Linked DNA regions of Homo sapiens: region 2 is linked to region 1. The links are chromatin loops, found by intact Hi-C in ENCODE. Cell type or tissue: endothelial cell of umbilical vein. All regions are shown on one strand.

The links. Peaks named below come from ENCODE experiments on the same cell type or tissue, not always from the same donor. Only the 100,000 strongest peaks of a DNase experiment are listed, where the experiment ranks them.
Region 2: a loop joins it to region 1, with 2.0 times the contacts of the local background. A loop is called at or near these places in 1 of 110 quality-filtered maps.

Annotation. Positions count from the first base shown.
Region 1 is chr10:61,620,832-61,623,331 of GRCh38, forward strand. No RefSeq gene overlaps it. Among named protein-coding and RNA genes, the nearest start is that of CABCOCO1, 41 kb to the right of the region's middle. In endothelial cell of umbilical vein, no CTCF peak of the experiment used is centred here; a DNase peak (open chromatin) is centred at 970; H3K4me3 peaks cover 170 bases; H3K27ac peaks cover 1,254 bases.
Region 2 is chr10:61,474,311-61,476,810 of GRCh38, forward strand. The region is part of intron 2 of TMEM26-AS1 (TMEM26 antisense RNA 1); the gene reads left to right. Among named protein-coding and RNA genes, the nearest start is that of TMEM26, 22 kb to the left of the region's middle. In endothelial cell of umbilical vein, no CTCF peak of the experiment used is centred here; a DNase peak (open chromatin) is centred at 1,311; H3K27ac peaks cover 992 bases.

The sequences.
Region 1 (2,500 bases):
TTGTTTATGTAAATCTTTTTAAGGCAGTCACAAGCAAGACCAACTATTCTTAAACAGATTTGCCAATTAATTATTATGGGATAGATAACTTCCAAATGTTCAAACTCTGGGCATTAAAAAAACTTAGAAACCACATTTTAAAACTTTTTTGTATAAAGCAATGATTGTTTTATAACTGAGGAGGAATCATAAGAAATTATCTATGACCCTAAAGTAAAGGCAAGAATTTTGAACAAATAATTCATCTGAAACATTCAGGCAAAAACACTGCCTCTGGCTACATTGTTTTAAATCCATTTCTTGTGAAATCTTAATGTGGAAGATACACATACAATGATGTTAGCCTACGGTAACATGCAACAGAAAATGTATTATTAAATATGGAATACTTATAAGCATCCTTACACAAAAATGCCCAAAGTAGCCGCCTAAATTGAGACATCTAGAAAATGAAGGCATTATGTGTTGACCTGGGATAATTTGCTATGATGCTGGTAATTTTCTATTCATTTTCTTCAGTACTTTTCAAAGACTATTGTATTTAAAAACCAAATTGCTGGTACCATGCAATTTGAAAAAAAAAATACATCAAGTACACAAATTACTGGAGACAAATGCTTCCTGTATTTTCCAACCAAGTTAGATCCACAGAAAATGTCATGTCAAAATCTTGCAGGGTCATCCTTTATATATTTGTGGATGAATTTATTACCTTATTACCCAGACCATCCCCATTATAGAGCAAAAGTACCGCCTGTGTAATGGAAGCTTATGCAAACATTGATTTCTCATGGTTAACTTCCAGACGTCTTCAGACTATTCTTGTGCACTCTCACAGCTTATCTCTTCACCCGGCAGCAGACAAGGGAGTTAATACACAGCGCGTGTGTGTCCATTTCCGTTAACACAATGCACGGGCTATCAGTCGCTATTAATTCCAGGAGGGTAAGGGCAGGGCAGAGGGCAGGCAAAGAGGAATCTCAGCGAAACAGCAAAAAGAATATGCGCTGTCGGATCTCTTTCTGTCAAACAGTTCAGTTGTGCACCACTGATCTTTTAAAGTCTGTGTTTGCACTACCTTCAATTACTTGCTGAAAGCAGCCCAGATTGGGTTGTACATGTCATTGTTTGTATAGCATAGAAACATGAATTAAATCTGTCAGTCTTTTGATCTGCATGCCAAGTCAACAGTGTACTCATTGTAAGGACTTACCAAAAAAAAAAAAAAAAAAAAAAAAAAAAGACTCACCTCTCTGTGTTCTGCCACGAAGAAGAGAGGAAACAATTTTTGCCCTTTTGCCTTTTTTTTTTAACACTCTTCCTGTAATATTCTTTTAAAAAGTGTCATTTATTTGTCAGTAGGAGAAAAAAAAACCTTGTCAGATACAGTTCTTAATTATAGATTTTGAGGTCTGTGAAGGCTTGTGTTACCTCTTTCTATTCAGTATACAGCTACACGAGTAACAGAGAAAGGTAAAGAGTAACACAAGGAAAATGCTGTTTCGCACAGGTCCTGGTACAGGTAAAATTCCTTCTCTTGGAATTTTTTATAAAATTGAATGTTCTGGAAACAGACAGAACATCAGACAATCTCTTGGGAAGAAAACAGAGAAGACACTGATCTCCATTCAAGCTGAAGTTCAACATTAAAAAAAAGAGAAGCCCTACCGGACAAATTAAGTTGGTACTCTTGATTCTGTTTAATCCTCAAAAATAAACATCTTATATATCAAATGTTTCAAGAAAGAGGAAAACTATCTCCAAATCATATCTTTGAAATAAAAAAATGGAAGAATAGGAATAAAAGTTCCTTGGCTTTTTAAAATTTACCTTCTATTATGCTTAATATAAATGGAAAGAAGATGCGCGCAAAAATTTTACATTTTAATAGCCATAAATAATTAGAAGATGGATTCCACTGATAGTTGAATAATCCTTAAACCTTAGTTTACTAACTGTTCCTTAAGTACCTAATAAATAGAAGATTGATCCTATTTAGCCATTGGAGGGGAAAAAGGATGGAGAAAAAGTTCAGAAGGAAAACAGAGCAAAGTGGAGAAAGGATCTCAATAATAATTTATATCATCAAACACTGAATAACAGAGTAGGTTCTTTATGATTAAAATTCATTTTGAATTAATAATGAATCCCTTTCCCCACAAAACAAAGTGGAGGTTCCAGCATGGAAAGTTAGGGAATTTATCTCTGAAGCTTTGGGGTTAACATCATTTTTTAACAGAGGCTACATTTGTTTTATTTTAGAAGCTTGAAAGGACTCTCCCATATGACCAACAATTAATCCAAACCAATAATATGCTGAAAAATCACTATGGCCATAATTGGAAATCACCACAAGAAGTTATATCTTTTAGGCTGAGATGGGAACAAAGACGCTACTGAATGTGTTGTCTTGGGTCTTTTTGTCTGGCTGACCTTACTGTAGATGAAAAATCGGTGACAGCTGTAGCTGTGAACAGCACAAAGCTCTCTCTCAGTATTC
Region 2 (2,500 bases), 150 kb before region 1:
AATAGTTATGACCTTTTGCTCTCCAGGAAAGCAACTGTCTCATCTGCAGACCAGGCTACCTTGTTGAATGGTAAGATGGGAATCTTATTAGATTCAAGGAAGACCTGGGCTACTTCATCCTCACATTCAGAAAGCCTGACATTCAGTACTAAAACCTGAAATAGTTACCCTCCTTCCTTTAAGAGTCTAGCAAGACTAATTCTCCCATGCCTCACACCACTGTTTACCTTGGTTAATAACAGAGGCCCAAACCTCCCAGGCATCCATTTGTCTGGGGACTCTCATTTTCTTACAGTTGTGTATATCCCTATCATATGACTTGATACTTCCCTCCCTTTCAAAATTTACTTTCAAGCAGTTTTAGATTCTAAATGATAAATTACTTACTCTATGACCATAATGAACTTTTCAAAAAATGGTTAACAGTTAGCCAAGAGGAGAACAAAATTAATTCACTTCAGCCATTTATTCACAATTACAATAGCCACAATGCACTTCATCACTGAACAAACTCTGTGATAGACATTTGGCCACGGGGACAAGGAGCCAGATTAGACTGATCAATTTTTTACTGTTTTGGGTTTGCCCTAACATACATGGCCATAAACAGTAAATTGGAGCTATAAATACTTCCAGCTAAGTTTAATTAGTTCTCCGTACAAAATCCCAGGTTATAATAACTGTGGTGATAACTCTGGACAAAAATTTTAAAATTCCATAGGAAGTTTGTTTTAAAAATTGATCTAGAATATGCTTTGAGAGAAAAAAGAGAGAGAAAAAAAGAAATCGAATAAAGGAGCAAGAAATCAGAGTATGAAAAGATTAGTTACTCTGTAAAAAGCCAATATGATTGTCGAGGTATTAAAATCCCTGTAGGAGATTTACAGAGAAGTCTGCCCTGGATTAGAATTTCATATCAAATAAGTTAACTGAAGTCATACAATTTCTGTGCCATTTGTAGTTGAGTTAATAGCATATGTTCCTGGAGGATTACAGCCAATGATTAAGGAAATTAGGTTTTGTTTGAATTTAATTTAGTTATATAAAACTGCTACTATAATTTACAGCTTTGATATTTAATATTTAATAACCCAGATCTTAGAAGAATACTAGATATAGCTGTGTCATTATGCCTTGAAATATTATTCCCATAAGTCATTTATATTTGCTGGCTGATAAGGATGTTCATCAACTAGATGGACTCAACATGAGTCCACTGATAAAGCCAATGCAGTTTTACAGTTTGCTGAGTCCCTTGTATGTTTCCACTCCATTTCCCGCACCCGTAACTTATGGAATCATAAATTATCTGGCTGGTCAATTGTCATAATAAAGAAACATTACAGCCTTTTCTTCAACAGCCAGCTGTGGGAATGACTCAGCTCTGCCTTCCTCTCACATTTTATGTATCTGTGGCATTTAGTCATTAAAAATCATAGGAATTTCTCCGTAAATATTGCCCCATCAATATTTTTTCTTGTTTTCTTTTTGTTGTGTTGCTTCTTTTTTCCCTATTCATCTCTTTGACTTTTTATTTCTTTTTTCCCATCATTTTTCTGAGGAAAAAATGATAAAATAGTAATGACTGCAATTTTTCTTTCCTAAATATATGTATATATGTATGTAGACATTTTAAGTTTTCTTTTTCTCTGATTTATAAAAATTAATCCTGATTTCTGATTTCATAGATTGACATTTGTTTCCAAACATTCCTATTTTTTCTCCTCATATAAGAATGTTTAAACTATTTAAACTCCTTTTATCTTTTAGTGTTTCTGACTTAAACTTTTTATCTCCTTTATTCACATGTCTTATTGCTTTTACAGCTACTAGAAATCCTTCCATCACAGCTATTCTGTCTAGTTTTATTCCTCTCACTTGCCTTTACTTCCTAGTTTAGGCTTCCTTCAAAGACAGGTCAAGTCAGCCCTTACATATCAATTTAAAAAAAAGACAGAAAATTTAAGAACAAAAAAATGGCGAGTTCATAAGCTACAATTTCGAATCCCAAAGATTGTAGAGTCTATACAGAGGGTTTATGTGAGAATGTCCATTTTTAAAATTTTTTTTTATACTTAGATAGATATGGATATAGACGTCAAATATTAAACGTTGACCACTACTTAAATATGCAAGTTGAATACTCGAAGATTGTTTGAAGAGAAGGAAGAGATTCATTAATACATTCTAAGAAGCAAGTTTCCTTTGTGCTTTACTACCCACTTTCCAACTTGGATTCCAACTTGGAGAACATTTTGTAATAATAACAATAATAAATGTTAATAAAATGTTAAATGTTAATAACAAAATGTTATTACTAATATTATTTTTTTTAAAGTATAGTGATGTGCCTAGGTGGCAATCTTGGCTTCACTATTTTATAGCTGTGTGATTGAATAATTTACTTAACCTCTCTGTGCCTCAGTTTTCAAATCTGTAAAATGGGGATAACAATAGTACTTTGTTGACAAAGTTCTTATGTTAATTTATGTAAAATGCT